Regions from separate parts of the Homo sapiens genome. Here region 2 is linked to region 1. The links are chromatin loops, found by intact Hi-C in ENCODE. Cell type or tissue: heart left ventricle. All regions are shown on one strand. Links, peaks and the distances in the headings refer to the core of each region. The heading gives the core; the rest is flanking DNA.

Region 1 (8,613 bases), core at 2,308-4,807:
AAAAAGGTAAATGGGTGTGGAAACCAAATTACTCCAACCTGAGTCAGATCTCCTCAAAATTTTAATTTTGTTAAATGCAATGGAAATAAACAGACCGTGCCGGAAGTTGCAAGTGAGCTCAGTTAGTTTAGTGTTTTAGAAACGAGGTAAATAATTCCTTTGTATCACTCGGGGAGTGACATATTAATTAAAGCAGCAGGTCCATCTACATGCAGTAAAATGGAAAGCTACTGATAATGTCCTGCAGAACAAATATTCTATGCAAAAATGTTTAGTATAATGGGGGACAGAGATGCACTCACATTAATTTACAGCACAAAGCCTGTATCTCTTAAAAAAGAATTATGATTTATTTTTGAAGCAATGAAAAGATTCTATACAAAAATAACTGGTGCTACCCAAACCTTACCACTACAGGAATGAAACATGACGTGTCTAGAATGAGAAAAAGTAAGGATAATTTATGTAAAGTTCTAAAGTCATGCTTTTGTTAAAAAAAAAAATTAAGTCATTGAGACATTCCTAACAGAAATTGCTTTTTAAAATTACTTACTTGCAAATGATCTCATTCCTATTTTAGAAGAAAGGCGCTGCAGCTTTAGGATCCAGTGAACTTTGCGCCACTAGTAATCCTGTGAGCCAGCTGAATATTTTTGTTCTAAGAAAAATTAATTAAAACTTCCAATGACAGTTATATGCCCACTAAGAACTTTAAAAGATACAATACTGCTATTCTTTATTGTATAAAATATAATTTAAGAAAGATGTATTTTGTTGTTGTTAGAAAATATGTATTTAAGAAGGAACAAAAGGGTATTATAATTTAAAACCATTTACCATCCTGTATTTTGTTTGTTAGCACTAATTGCTTCAAAGTGTGTTTTTTTTTCTGCCAACTTAGAAGTATATGGCTGTCTTAAAAATCCTTTTAAATGTGTTGAGCATGTGATTTAAGAATTTACCAGTGGTTTTCACAGACTGTGTTTGAATTAAGGGAAAGAAGCTCGGCCACCAGTGCTTGGCGCAGGATCTTTTTCTTTTATCTGTATATGCATGGTTTGCCCTCAGTGCTCCCCCAGCACACTACACACATTTACAATTCAGCATACCAAAAGGAACAATGCAGGAGCTACTTTCTAACATTCACAGGCAGATTGCTTTCTCTGAAACATGAAAGGTAAAAAGTAAGTAACCGGGTTGGGTGAGGGGAGAGGAAAAGAAGACTTTGCCAACATTTCTTTTAAAAACAACATTAAAAAACTTAACCTATTTAAAAGTGCACGTTTCTGTGATCAACAAAAAAGCATACCAATTAATTCCCAGCTTGCAGAGAGAGAGAGCTGATTATGTAACAGTTCTCGAATTTTATGTGCAGTACGTTTTCAACTTCCATGGCATATGCATTATCCAATATTTTTAGATCTGTTGTTCAAAGCCAGAAAAAGGTATGGAGTAACAGCAGGAATTACTTAGCAAGCTGATTCTTTTTTGTATACAAGATGATGGTAAAAGTGGGTCAAATTTCATTTCCAACTGCAATCTCTAAGAAGCTGTACCATTCATTTCCAGGTAGCCCTAAGAATATTTTCTTTTGGGGGGAATTCAGCAAAAGCACAACCAGGGTTTCTATTCTGTGTGCTGACCATTAGTTGGAATTTAGCATTCTTAAAAGTATTGGCACCAGCTTTTATTTAAGTACAATAAAAATCTTTTTCACTTCTAATGAGGATATGCACCATCTTTCAGTGCTGCAAGATAGTTTCAAGAAGCATAACTTTTAAATATAACAGGAAGGATTTTTTGTTTTTATTAGTTTTATTTTCCTACATGATTTGTTCAGTAGTTGCCAGAATAAGACCAACATGTTTTAGTCTTGGAAGGACAGGTTTGTAATTACAGCATACCTTAATTATTACACATTTCATACACAATGAAACAAACTGTATGTAAAAATTGAGCAATTTAATGTTCCAAGTAAACTTTTATTTAAAAAAAAAAACCTGTCTAGGGTTATTTCTCATGTAATTTCGACACATTTATGATTTAAAATGCAGCTAACTGATTTCTAAGCAAACCAGGCCAGTCACATGCCAGAAAGTATAAAATATTAATTGTAATAAAATAATGGAATGGTTTCTATGTTAGAGATGAAGATTGATTTGTTTCTTAATTAAAGGGAGGCGTTCTCCAGACTGAGACGGTGTCCACCAAGGGGATCCGATAATGCCAGTGTGGTGTCTAAATATTTTCCTCTGTGGGCCTGTCTTTTTCAATCACCTTCAGATTAGTTCTGCTTACTATCTAAAATCCCTACCCCCTTCGCATTCTCTGCGAGCATTAGCAGCCAGCTCGGCGCAGAAAGCCTTTTTGTCTGATGTCTGAAAAGGTGGGGTTGCAGAGTGCTGGCCAGCTTCCGACCGTCTCTCCCTGAAGGTGGGTAGTTAGAAGTGCTTTGACAAGCCTTGCTGATTTAACCTTTGCCTGCTTTGCCCTGCCAGGGGTGGCCACTAGATGTCAAGCTCATAATACAATTAGTGCATCTGTGCTGTTGACCTTGGCAACAGGGCTCACCACTGTTCTGTTAAGTGTTAACACTGAATCTGAGTGTTAACTAGAGATCCCGCGAGCTTGCGCCGTGCTGCACGGCTTCTCAGACGCCATCTAGTTCAGCACAAGTGTTTATAGTTCTTAAAGAAGAAGAGAAAACGGCTTTCTTTTGTGTCGTTATTGCATCTTGAACTGTTTAATTAACCCTGCAGGTGCCGCGGCACTTTGTCGTGATTCGTCGGCGTTACTGGTCTTTTCGAGAGTGACCTTCACCGCACTGTTTGGTAATTCTGTTGTAGGATCTGTATACGTGCAGAGTCACTGGCTTCAACGACCCAGGGCAGTGGCTTTTCCAGGATGATTTTTTGCATATGTGCAAACTTTGCCTGTAGAAATGAAAGTGCCATGAAGTGCTGACAAATGATGGAAATGATTCCATCGCCTGATCCCGAGTGTGAGCGGGCTGATGGTCACAGCTGATGGTAGCCTTGCTTCTGGACGCAGCGTGGCTCATGTGCCCCTCTAGAGCTATTTACATGTAGGCATTTATATGTCTAAGTGGTTTTGCGTATTTATTTCTATGCATAGTGGATTTGAAAAATGGACAGTGTTTGGGTGCTTTCAAGTAGGCATGTCATGAAATAGCACGTTTAATTTCATGTGTCGGATCAGTGAGACCACAGCCTTTGAATGTAAACCATCTGCATCTTCACCAAAAGTGATTTAGCAAAACCTTGTTTTCACCCCCTCATCAAATTTCGATTGAAATTGTTTGCATCAGCTGACATATTTCAGGTCTGCGTATTTTTCATTAGGCATAGATAGTGATACACACGCGTTCCTTATAAGTGTGATGACAGCATAACATCTAAATGAAAGAACTATTGTGCAACCTTGAAGTGTAACAAACGTCTTATTATTTGAAGCAGCGTCGAGGGCAGATAGTTAAAGCAAATGCGAGTGCTGTCCAGCTCCCATCTGCATGTACCCATAAAGGCAACCGTGTCTCCTCCCGGGTGCTTCACTGCACAGGTTAAAAACTGCAAATGTTTTAAGCAGAAGACAGTTGGTGACTGTGCCACAGGTGGTCGTGACTTAACAAATTTGAGGTGTGGGCCATGGCGTCGACGCGCGGGAGTGTGTGGTCAGAGCCGCGTTGAGCATGGCAAGAGTGCCCTCCACTGTTCAGCGCTGTGCGTACACACTCTGAGGTCTCGGGAAAAGGACAGAAAATTTTTCTATTGCGTCTGGAATTTCTTCTACATTGTTAAACACAGTAGGGGTCTCTATTTGTCTCCTCCTGTTTCACAGCTTGGGCTCAGTATGTGATAATTCATCTTTCTTTATGGGATTCAAAGCTATCATAAGGAGTTAAAAAGAATTAATTTGCAAGAAAATAAGTGTCTCCTAACAATTTAGGAAAACTGGAAAAAAATGCTTTCTGGATTTTTAAGAGATGGAAAGGCAAAGGAAAAAGTCCGTCTTCCTTTCCTGAAGATCCACGTGGCATTTTAAAGTTACTCATTGAAGTGGATAAGTTAACAACCCTTTCCCTGCACTAAACAAATTCTGCTTCTCTTGTTCATTGTAATGAGTAAAAAACATGCAGCAAAAGTGTATTGAAGGTGAGCTTTTGAGATTGATAAAGGAAATTACAGAACACCTATATTAATACTACTTTGTAATTGGTTAGCTTACTTAAAAACCACTGTACTTGAAATGCCAAGAACTGTAGCTTGAAATTTTTGAAGAAAGCATCGTCTTAAATATTATATAGGTATACACAGCATATCTTAAGTTATATATTTCATACACAAAATTTATGTAAAAATTGAGCATTTTAATATTATTCTAAGTAAACTTATTTTTAAAAAAAAAACCTGTTTTAGGTTTTTTCTCATGTAATTTCTCATGTAAAACCAAATCAGAGGATTAGTTTGCTTGGAAATCACATAGCTGTATTTTACACACACATATTACAATGATGTTTTTCACTTGTGGCTTTAAAAAGATCATCCAGGCTAAAAATTCTGCCTGTCATTCTGATAGAAGATAGATAGATTCTATAACAGACCAGGGATTAAAGCTGAGCGAAGACCAAAAACAGACAGTCTGAGGGGTTCCTTTCACACCAAGAGTCACTCCTAAGAATAGGAACATTTTTGTTAAACATTCTGTGTATATTTTATTAGTTAGAAGGGGAAAATACATATTTTTTTTAACTATCGTCTTTGAAGCTATGCTTTTGTTAGAGGTTTTCTCTGAAAGGCCTGTGGGACCTTCCTCCCCTCTTCTGTACAACTGAGAAACACAGACAGGAAGGAATGTGCACATGGTAATAGAGGCCCTGAAAATCTAGGTGTAAACAGCAGATATTGGGATCACTGTAAATTAAATGGAAAAAAAAACTATATTTTTATCCTGTGTAGTGCAGATGGCCAACATGGCACCATGGGTGTGATACTTAATTTGAGATCAGCTAAGGCGGGTTGTGGCAGAGCAGGTCCTGAGGCCACCTTCACGTTCACATAGAAGCAAATGGGTTGGTACTTCCTAAAAGTAGCCCTGGCCAGATACTCTCATTCACCAAGAAGGGAAGAGTGTTCGCTAAGTTCTGTTAGTTGGTGAACTGGTTGGCATTTTTCTTAACTTGTTCTAATAAAATCCCATTCCTGCCCATCCCCTGCCTGTTTACAGTTTCACGTCTCTTAGCTGTTGAATAGTGTGCAAAAAATAAGTTCCTTTGACATTAATGATAATGTTTGCAATGCTTGCTTTTTAATTCGCCCCTTAAACAAAGAGAGGAAGAAAATGAAAATTGCATTGGAAATAAATTTCTCAAACTTGTCACTGTTGTACTGTTGTTACAGTGCCTCGCTGACATGGTTTTGCCTTGACATAAAAAGTTTAGGCCATATTAATTAATGTAATAACTTCTATTTTTGGAACATGCATACAGGCCAGTTCAAAATACAAGTTTAATTTAAAAAGGTGGTTAAATACATTTGAATCTGACATAATACTGGCTTTAAATGATGGCAGGATTAAAGGGCTTTAGAAGTTTATATGATAAAATTGTGGACTAAATGCAGATTTTTCCCATATGGGTTTGCTTGTTATAGACAGCACTTAAACGTAAGTAAATAATGTCAGATTGGCACATAAACACTGTAATATATGCATTTAATCATCATCATGAGAAGGGCCATGGAAGCAGTTTATAAGAACTTATTCTTCAGAATGCATCAGAAGCCAGCACTCCTCAGTCTGCAAGCCAGCAAAATGTCTTTCTAGTTCTCAGGAAACTCTGTCCTTAGTAAAATATGTTCACTTTGGTTATTTCCTACAACCAGTTCAGTCAAGTGCTTACTATTGTTTAATAACATTCTTGAAGTATGCAGACAGAATTTCAATTCCATATGTGATTGTTTCAATTCCACACGTGAGTGTTTTTACCTGTATTTCTTTTATTCGGGGCTATGTTGTGAAATTCGTTCTTATCTACAACTTTTATGGAATGCTAATCACATTCAAATGTTGATAGTGAGACACAGTCACAGCTGGGGCACGCGAGAACAATTGAGGTGATCACATTGATATTTTATACACACCTCAATAGAAAATATAGATGATGATCCTGATTTGCCTGAAATAATCTGAGTTGTATTGAAATTTTTTTCCTTCATTAATAATAACCTTTAAGGTCTGTTTTAGTCAAAAGCCAAATTTATTACGGAGCTTTGCTTATAAAATCCAGCATAGTCTGTTTCCTTGGGCTCATTAACAAAATGAACTGTTAACAGGTCCAAATGGTCACAATGACATTTTTTAACACAATTTCCTTTTTCAATTTTGAAGGAATAAATGGAAGCTTATTTTACTTTGAAAAGAATATCTTCATTGTATTGGTAATTATCACTTATAATTGCTTTAAACAAAATGACTTACTATGTGGCAGAAAGTGCTTAAACATTCTACGCACGGTTTCCACAATCGAGAAACAGTTGCAATTTAGCAAACTTACCAATGGGAAAAGTGAAATCACATGTGGAAACACTTCCCAACATCCATGAATTAGGAAGTGAACCCTAAAAATATTTAACATATTTAAAAAAAACTAATGGGAATGTAAAAATGCAAATTGTTAAGGTAAATAGAGATTTGTTTGGGTCAGGACCTTTGCAAAAAGCACAAGATCTTTGTGAAAAACAAAAGTGATATTTATCACACACTATGGTTTGTGACAAAATCTGGGAAATGTTCATTTTTAAAGATAAAATGTATCTGTGGTTATGTAAGTTAATTCTTTCAACACTAAACTCACTTGAAATGATCCAAGGATCAACCTAATTTTAAAGCATTTTTCTCAATGAACTGTCCCTAATACACATTCCCTATAAAGAAAAAGTATTCTTTTAATAAGATACACACTTTGTAAAACTGTAACTATATATACTACCTGAATGTTTTTGTGTAGCATATAAGTTATACATTTTATCTCCTGTAAGGAGTTAAGTGTAAAAAATGTTTCAAGGAATTAACAAGCATTTAATTTCTTGGGATGTTCCTTTTTAAAATATTTTGTATCATTGTTTCAAAATATTGGAAAACCCCTTAAAACACTCTGTTCCTTGTTTAGTTACAGTAGTTATTTCTGTGCCATATAGATGTGTATGGATGGTTTAATGCAGATGAACTTTTTAAGTGGCTACTTAGATTTTTGTTTTTAAACATTCAGGGCTGCTGAAGAACATTCCACTCTTAAAAAGAAATTTAAAAGTAGAAATTCTTTGCATTTTGTGATTATTTTTAAGATACATGACTAGATTTTGAGATAGGCCTTTTTATCAGTCATTAAGAAATTACCTGAAGATTTGAGGCTCTTTTTGTTCTTTGCCCTATTCCATAACCTTTGCGGGTTTAAAATTAGATTTTGCATACATTGAGCAAAGTTGAGTACTTGGAGTATTTATTTTGCTAATGTGCCTATCTGCAGTATAAATCAGCTGTGTCTTTGCTTCCAGCTATAGTCAACCTCATTACAGATACCTATTACATTCCTTCCTCCATACAGTAATGAGACCTCTTGCTGCAGTCTGGTCTTCGGCGCTGAATTTAGTTTAAAAGTCTAGCAGGCTTTATGGGCTGCAAGCTCTAACTTCTTTCCCCTTCAGATGGTTTAGCCAGTTAAGAAAATGCTAATTGAACACTGCTAATAATTTTTTAAAGGCATGTATAAATTACCTGAGAATAATGGCCTCATGGTGAGTCACAAACTAGCCTCAAAAAATATTTTTCTTTTCAAGTAGAGGAAAAGTATGTTTTTACAGGACATTTTTTTAAAAATCAGAATTCTCTATTGAACTCAGTGCTAAATTATTCTTTTTCCAGAACCCTAAACATCAACAACAAATGTGGAGCTTTTTAGCAAATGCTGCATTTGTTGATGTTCTAACAGTAAATTATTTCCGGGGACACAGACTTGAAGATGTTTTGTTCTCACACTCAACTGTGCGCGTTTAACAAAGAGCTGATGTGCAGCTGTCATTGTGTCTGTTGGAACTGATTTGTTGCCATCACTCCATCTGTAAGTTGACAAAAAGCAGTTACGAGTCAGTAATATCCAGGCGAGCACAGAGAACCTGAGTAATTATTGGGAATTACTTTTCACCCCAACCACCCAAAAAATGGAAGGTAGCAACGTTGCTGTATGTTGGTTTCTCATTCCTGTATAGCTATTTATTTGATCAGGTGTGAATTAGAGTTCTTCATTAAACATAGTTGTTACTCGGCACAAGAGGGTAAGGGGAGACGGAGGAAGTGGCTGCCTACAACAGTAATTAAACATGTGTAACCAATTAGAGGGTTTTCCACTATGGCACAAGCATATAATTTGCTAAGTCTTCTATGAGAATAGATGAAAATAGGTACAAAAAGTGTGTCTGACTACAACATTCTCATGTTAAACATGTCAACATAAATGAACTTTAAATATATAATTTCTAGTTTGTTAACAAACCACTGAATTCTATTGGCTAATAACAGTAACATGTAATTTTAGTTCAT
Region 2 (8,613 bases), core at 2,282-4,781, 1.2 Mb before region 1:
GAATGGGAGGCAAAGGAGGTCTGAGTGGCAGGAGAAGTCTGTGGCCTGAAGCTCTGTATGACTTTGCAAAACAGTTGTAGTGGCCATATTGGGATAGAGAGCAACAGGAACACAAGGGGGCGTTCAGAGAAGAAATGCTTCTCCTCAATGTTTTGAAGATGATGGAGAGAAGAAGAAAATGTCCAGAGACCATGGAAAACAATGATCACTCATGTCAAGTAAAGCTACTGTGGGAACGCACTTGTAATGAAAGCAGAGAGTTTTGAAATGCAGAGTCCCTGCAAGTACAAAGGACCAAATTTGGAGATCAGGCCATGTTACTGTTGTGAGCAGTGCAACATTACTTGAAGGCTAGCTCTGAGTAATTAAAGATGTATATTGTAAATGCTAGGCCATCTTTAATTGTTTTTTAAAGGCATGAATACATCAACAGTGGAGATAAAATGGAACCATAGCAAATGATCAGTTAAACCAAAAGAAGGAAGAAAAGAGGAAAAAATAAGTAAATAAAAGATGAAATAAACAGAAAACTGAAAGAAAGATGTTAGATTTTAATCAAACTGTATCATTAATCTCATCACATTTGAGAAGTCTAATTTTACCAATTAAAAGACTGAGGTCCTCAGCTTGTATAAAAAAGGAAGAACCAAATCCCCTTGGCTTCTAGTTCCTGATCACAACCCATCATTCCTCTCATGGAAACCACTCTTCTGCCCCTCCTGATCATCATTTCCTAGCTTTTAATTAAAGTGCCATTCCATATCCAAAATACTGATCATTTCATTTTGCCTGTTTCTTGACATGAATAGAAATTATACTCTATGTATTATTGTGTGCCTTCCTTACTTTGCAAATATAATGTTTTTAAGGTTAACGTATTTTGTTATGAATAGGTTGATATTATTTACTCTGTTTCTAGAGTATTCAATTGAATTATGCCAGAAATTAGATCTCTGTTCTATGATAAACATGCAATTAAATTGTTTGAATGTTTGCCTCTCATAATTATATATACACAATTATATATATATACACATACATATATATTCATAACAGAATTATGTGTAAAAGCCAAAAATTAAAAGAACCTGAAGTCCCTATCCAAACACAAAGACTAAAACATCCATATGTATGGATGGAACTATACACACATGCTTATCGGTTCACACACACAACCGTTTCTCCAAGACACACTTAGGGGAGAAATTGCGAGGTGGTAGATCTTCATTTTTACCCAATAGTGCCAAGTTTTTTTCAGAGTATTTGTGCTTCACGGCCACGTCCATCCCACTGTAGCCATTCTTTCAGCCCATCTGAGCTGTGGCACATTTCCTGACCGCACACGTGAGCTGGGCCCCCAGCGCTGCCCAGCGACTCTTCACACTGACCTGTTTGATTTACTTTCCTAAACCCTTGTTTTCAGACCAAAGCTTTCCTGTGAGCTTTGAGTCTCTAAATCTATTCGTCATGTGGATATCTCAAAGAAAATCCAAAGCAGGCATGTATGGACACAGGACCCCTCAAATCTGGGTCGATTCAGGTGTTTTCTCTGTCACTGACCTCAAACCTGTTGTTTGAGCCAGAACCCTAGCAGTTCTTCATTACCTCTTCCCACCTGTGCACCTACCAGACCCCAGCCAGCTGTCTGAATGTCCTCACCCACCCAGAGCTCACCACCCTTGGTTGTTCATCCAGGAGCCAAAGCGACATTCTTCAAAAGCACCTCTGCTCACCATGCTGCCTGCTTTCTGCTGTCCCCACTGAAAAGTGCTGGCTGCCCTCAGGGTGAATGCCCAGGTCCTGTCCATGGTCCCAAGGGCACCTCTGTGCTTCTTGCCTCCCCCAACCCAGCCTTCCACACATTTCTTCTGCGTGCCACGTCTTCCTGGACCACGCTGCTCTCCCTCTTTCCTTCTTTCCCGCAGCCTCATCCTTCAGATCTCAGCAGACTCCTCCAGGTGCGCTTCTCCAGGGTCACTTCCTGCCCCCAGCCCATAGAGCTCTGTGCTTTTCCTTCCAGGCACACATCTCACTGAGCAGCCACACATCCTGAGGGTGGTTATTTTGCTTTACATCGATGTTTTATTTAACTGTCAGGAGCGGGACACTGCTTTGTCTATTTGTCTGTACACTTAACATGCTTTAAGTGTGGTCCCTACCAAGGGAAGGCATTGGTCTAGTTGGTAGCTACATAAGAACAAACACAAATAATGCCCTTAAAGGCTCACACACAGTGAGAGATAAGAAAGTCCAGTAGAGTGTGAAGGAGCTGTGAGGAAGCCCCATATGCCACATCAGGTGAGGTCAGGTGGGAGGGCTCCAGTGGTGTGGAAGGCCACCAAGGGGCAGGACGATGAGTGAGCTATGAGTAACGTCATGTCCAAGGCGGAGGGAGGATACTGCTGGGATGGGTGCGCGTGAGTGGAAGGCACAGAGACAAATAAGTAGGTAACACTCAGGGAGCTTCCACCAGCTCAGGAAGACAAAGGATGAATACCAGAGGAAGGCCACAGCGACACAGTCAGTGAGTTAGAGAGGAAAGAACTTGGAATCTGGGACCAGATGTGAAGACATGCAAATCAGCAGTATATTAAGCACGTGCTGTGTTTCCTTGCCTTGGTTAGGCTTGCTTGCAATATGTAATTTAATCGTTGAGGAAACTTACTCCGACTGCAAAGCCTATTGTTGCTGCACCTCAACATTGCTTTTAGAATTCAAAAGACTCAGGTGTCTCCTATACAGACCAGGTGTAGAAACTGAACCTTCTTCCAGATAATGGTAAGATTAGTAACTACCACACAGGGGACTGAGAGCATCAAGTCCAGTTAGCCCACGAGGAACAAGTGCTTTAGCTACGGCCCAGAGATGTGCCGTGCTACTGAGCATTGCTCGGTGGTCACAGCGAAATCAAGCACATCATTAATGGAAGCAGCACCCCCAGCAGGGGTTCCCTTACCAGCTGTGCCTGGACAAGCATATAGATTTTGGGGGCCAAATTAAAAACATGGGTTATCAAATTTTGCTTTCTTTAACAAAATTTCAAAAGATTGAATGTTTTGCTTAGTTAACTAATATTTACTGATTTGCATTTTGTGCAAGAAATTCCCCCAACTCCCCGTGTGCATATCAGAGGCATGATTCCCTTTGGCCTGATGTCTTCCAGCACTTTCTTCTCGTCACTCGAGCCGAATTCTAGAAGTCGTCCGCCTGGCCTCCTTCTCCCTCTGCCTGGCAAGAAAGTGGTCAGAAGCCTGGTGGCCCGGGAGAGCCTCGGCTGTCATGCTGACGTGACTGTCTTTGCAGGACACCTTGTATGACTCTTAGAGAAAGGAGCAGTGCTTCTGCGGAAAGGTTGTAACCTGTAGGGGAGTTACTTTGGAACACTTTGGTTTTTTCTACACTCTTAGCCAGTTGTTCTTTTTCTCTTATTTTTACATTTTTTATTAAGTTTTTCAGAGGCCAACTAGGGTGTAGTTTTGATATTTTTCCCAGCATGGTGTAATGGATTGAATTTAGTTCATGTAGCATACAAGAATTATCCTTTTGCTAAAAATAACATGTCAATACACAATGGAGACATTCTTGAGAGTTTTTAGCTGAAAGATAATATTCTTTACATACGTCTCCAAAGCATTCAGTACATATCAGAAAAACATCTCTAGATGTGCAGAGAGGGGCCAGCGCTTCCCAGCCCCACGGGCCCCCGGGAGACCGCCACCTGGAGCCGCACTTTCAGGGAAAGCCACCAGAGGGCACTGGGCCCAAGACAAGTGAGGGGAGGATTCCAAACTGGACCTGCTTAAATATTGAGGATAAATTTACACTTACTCATTACCAAGAGGATACGTGTGTATTTTAAAAGCTAGGAATCACCAGAAGCAATTTTTTATTCTTTAAAAAAATAGTTGAATAAGGGCCAAAAATACTAGCTTGAATTTTTTTAGATGATGCTAAATTTACAGAAAAAAGTTACGTTATTTGATATAAAGTCATCTCTAAGTACTGGTTCGTATAAAAAGAAAAAATCACAAACTGCCATTTTCCAAGGAAGAGTCATATGTGTGTGTTGATGCAGGCTTTAAAAATGTCGTTCTCCCATTTGAATCACCTAAATATGTACGTGGAAAGAAACAAAGAAATGCACAAATCTAAATACAGCGGCCAGGTGTACCTGGCAATCAGTGCACAAACAACTCGGTAAGAGGCCCCGAACCTTCGTCCCCGCGGCTCTATTCTGCTGCTTAGTGCGTCGTTGCTAGACCACTCCACAGCAGGAATGAAAGGAGGGATTAGGAGAGCTGCTGAATGCTTGCTTCATTTTCCCGGTGGTTTGGCACGAAGTTATTATTTAATATTTATCACTGGTATTTCCACAATTGCCGAGCCCCGCGGAAGAAGCACATTGTACGATGACCCCCAAGACTCCAGCTGTGAGCGGCCTGGGCTGGAACCCCAGTCCATGATGCAGACAGGCTGGTGTTGGTGTCTGCTGCTCCACGCTCAGCAGACAGGGCTGAATTGTGTGCAGGAGGAGTCTGTTTCCAAAGCCTCTTCAGTGGTTACAGCTGGAAAAAGGGTGAGAAGTGGACCAAGCTTCTGCACAGATGTGGAAAGGAAGTGAGAGCTGACAAGCAAAAGCTGTGTGCCGGGTGTGTGCAAAACCAGAGAGGAAAACTGCATTTTTAAGTCAACATTAAAAATATTATTCAAAAGTATACTAACCTATTATAAAGGATTTGGGCCATGGAATAAAGGCAACAGAAGAAAACAAAAATGATGCATGGTCTGTACGCTCAGAGATAATAATGCTGTGAAAATATGGAACATGTTCTTCTATTCTTCTGGATTTTTCCATTTGAAGTTGACCTTAGTTGCCTGACAATATGGATGGTATTTCTTACAGCAGGAAGGCACCCATAAAATTTCCCCCCTTTCCATACTGCGGGGCAGAGAGAGGAACATGACTTGGGGGGTTGGGGAGGTGCATCTCCTATCATGAGCCCTGGTGTCCCAGAAGAGCTCCTCGTGGAAGCTGGGGAAAAATAACTTGAAACTTGACTTCACTACCTACCAGCTCTGTCTCAGCTCAAGGCCTAGAACCTTTACAATGTTTCCAGACAGGAGATGAACTCTTTTCCTATCAGTGTTTTAAAATGGATTTACACATAGGATATATACAGTGCAGAAGCAATGTGGTACACAAAATATTGACTACATTCAAATGCTCAACTTTTTCCTTTTGAAAATACAGAGTAAAATTCAGAACTTTTCTAAACCTAAAAAAAAAGCAAAAAATAAAACCTCAAATGTCTTTGTAGTAAGTGAAATCTGTGTCATAAATACCTTTCTCAAGATTGGGACCTGGGCAAGGAAGTTTCCTGATGAGGTTATGAACCTGCCAGCAGCGCCCAGTAAAGGAGGCAGAGATGGTTTACAGTTATGCATTACATTATCAGTTATTTTAATGGACTCCTTTGGGATATTTTATCTGCAATATGCAGCAATTCACTTGTGTCCTATTAGAGAATTTCAAATCAGGTCGCTCTTCAAAAGTGTTGTCAACTATGTGGGACTTTGGCTCCGAGAGGGAAAGACATCCTCCTGGCTGGAAGCCATTGTAGCTGGACCTTCGCACACAGGTAGAGGGCCCTTTATTAACACCCGCAAGCTGAACACTGAGGTCTCAGAGTGAACACAGGACAAGGAAAGGAAAGCTGAGGCTGGGAGAACTCAGGAAGGCTTCCAGGCCCTGGCATGGGTGAAGAGTGCTCCCCTACTAAGTCCATGTCCACCCAGAACCCCCAAGGATGACCTTATTTGGAAACAGTATCTTTTAAGTCAAGATTAGGACATATTGGTTTATAGTAGGCCCTAAATCTGATGACTGGTGTCCTTACAGGAGAAGAGACAGAGATGCATGGAGAAGACCATGTGATGGTGGGGGCAGAGATTGGAGTGATGTGTCTGCCAGCCGGGGAATGCTTGGAGCCACCAGAGCTAAAGAAGTCTCCAGAAGGAGCCAGCCCTTCTGAGGCCTTGGTTTCAGATGTCTGGCCTCCCGAGCTGTGAGTGAATATATTTCTGTGGTCTTAAGTCACTAATCTGTGGTCCTTTGCAGCAGCCACCCCAGGGCATTCACACAGACCCACTGCTGGTCCAGCAGCCAGCAATAGAGCAGGAAGAACTGGGCCGTGAGACGCTCATCCCTACACACAAGTGCACCATGGGCTTAAAGAGGCCTCAGGAACCAGAGAATGTGAATTCAGCATCTTGCACAAAAATCTGCAATTAAATGTTTGGTGCAGATCCTCCATAATATCTACACAATGAATGCTTAAAAATGCTCAACAAACTAGATGTGAATCTTTGGAGAGGTCAATGTGGACAAATATGTAAATTGCCAGGGAGCAGGAATGTTGTCTGAAGGAGGGGAAGCAACCAAGAATCTGGGAGAAAGGAAGCCAGCAAGTTTTAGGATTTCTTTGTGAGCAAAATACAGTCATCTTTGAATAACTAGACTCTGTGTCTTGGAAAATGCTGCCCTGTTTGATGGGTACCTATGGTGTGGGGTCATCTTGACTTTGATTGAGAGATAATAATGTTTAGATACTAATTCTTCTATAATTAGTTTATTTTGCTCTGTTATTATTTTGAGCAAAGTTATTTTGAAAATGACATTATGCTCCTGCTATATTAAGAAAGTCTCTTTTCCCCTTTGTATTCAGACTAAAATGTTGAGTACGATGGAGGAAATATTCTGCTAAAAAATTCCCAGTGCTGAGGAATGTTCTGTTATTCATTGTTGTGGTATTTTCTCCAGCACATGCTCAATTGCTTAATTACTATCAGCTGAGAGTGTTCTTACCCACGAGTAGGGAATCACTCACAGCCTCTGAACATACAAGGGTTCAGGGAGGATAGAATAAACACCTATGTAACTAATAACTAGTATGTATTAAAACTCATGCCATATGGAACTGTGGAGAAGCGGCTAATCTAATCCCCTCATTCTACAGAAGAGAAAAATGAGACAGTGAGTCTTTGGTTTTGCAGCCACTAAAAGATGGATGCACATCCTGCAACTTGTAGAGATGGGTTTCTCTGTAAAATCAGTGAGGTTACATTAATAAAATTCTATATTTTTGAGGGGAAATACTGGACAGTTTATTTAAAAGATGTAAGTACAAGAATAAATGGAGAAACGAGCAGCTGCTGCAACAGAGTGATAAACATGGCAGATAGAAGCCGATAAAACAACCACATGATAAACAGCATTGATGCTGGATATCAATGAATTCGCCTCCTAAAATGCCTAAGAAAGTAGAAAGAAATACATAAGAAGAACAATATGGATGCAATTTAGAAAATGTTGGGGGGGGGTTGTTCAATCATGATTTGAGCATGGCTTCTAAATGGCTTAGAATCCAGTTTTCTGTTAATAAGTAGATCATGTGTTTAGGATATTAAAGGAATAGTAGCTATCTTTCACAGAGTGAACTTCCAGGGCCTTTTAAGGTTTTCCAGTTCCACAGATAAGTTGGCCTTGTGGCCACCCTAACCCTAACCCTAACCTCATGGCCACCTATCTGTACCTGATCCTGTGGATGGCATTCCATGTCTTTCCTGGCCTTCCTGGAGCTGCAGGTTCCAGCCCGTTCCACCCAGCAGCAACAACCTCCCTTCTCCTGCCGCCCCAAGGAAGCACGAAACTGGACTCACAGCAAGCCTGAGATAGACTCAGAAATGTACTTATTGATGATGATGATGATGATCTACAATGTTGACGACTCCAAATTTTCATGATTTTTCCAAATTGTAATTAAACTCCCTCAAGCATAAAGCTAACACTGGCACAGAATCATGGAAACATCGGTCACAGCTATGCCCAAGAGTGGATTCCAATGGGTCAGTGCAGCTTGTGATGTTCTAGTCTACGTGTGTGAATGCATCTCCTTTGCTCTCAAGACATTGCCCTCACAGAGGAAGAGGAGCCTCTACCCTGTGTTTACTGAAGTTACGAAGCCCAGCTCGGCAGGCCACCTGGAGGGGTGTGGGATGCCTTCCTGGCCCGCACAAGAGCCGGCACACGGATGAGCACATGTGCACAGAGCGGGCGGCCAGCTGCAGGAGGATGGGTGCAGAGTTAGTTACGGGAAAAGGAAAGAGCAGCAGGCATGGCCGTGTTGGGACAGAGAGCTCCCTGTAGACTGGTCTTGCCACACCAGGATGCCCCTCATAGTGTGGGAGGCACAGGCTCCCAGGCACACCTGATTGTTCACAGCTGACTAGAACATTTGCTCCCCCTTCCCAGCGCACATCCGTACACATGTGTATATTCTGACCTCCTCGCGTGGGCTACTAGTGGCAATGCATGTCTGTGTTTCCCTTGTTCACTCCTCCAAGAACACTTACAGCAGTAATCAAAGTTAAATAAGCCCAGTTCTAGAACAGACTATGATTGTTGCACCAACCTCCTCACTTCACATGTAATCGGAATGAGGTCAGAGACAGGAGAACATTTTCTGGGGCCACCTCCCTGATAACAAAGTCAGGGCTGTAATTCTGGTCAGGAAACAACTCCTTTTTCCACATTTCCAAGCGTCTTCCAGGAGA

The links. Peaks named below come from ENCODE experiments on the same cell type or tissue, not always from the same donor. Only the 100,000 strongest peaks of a DNase experiment are listed, where the experiment ranks them.
Region 2: a loop joins it to region 1, with 10 times the contacts of the local background. A loop is called at or near these places in 4 of 110 quality-filtered maps.

What each region holds. Positions count from the first base shown.
Region 1 is chr18:78,982,638-78,991,250 of GRCh38, forward strand. The region is part of intron 1 of SALL3 (spalt like transcription factor 3); the gene reads left to right. Among named protein-coding and RNA genes, the nearest start is that of SALL3, 7.1 kb to the left of the region's middle. RefSeq lists enhancers at 773-1,531, 2,226-2,740. In heart left ventricle, for the core only: CTCF peaks have their summits at 2,528 (motif pointing right) and 3,727 (motif pointing left); no DNase peak of the experiment used is centred there; H3K27me3 peaks cover 2,500 bases.
Region 2 is chr18:77,745,663-77,754,275 of GRCh38, forward strand. No RefSeq gene overlaps it. Among named protein-coding and RNA genes, the nearest start is that of LINC01029, 240 kb to the right of the region's middle. RefSeq lists an enhancer at 7,614-8,166. In heart left ventricle, for the core only: a CTCF peak has its summit at 3,742 (motif pointing right); no DNase peak of the experiment used is centred there; H3K27me3 peaks cover 1,042 bases.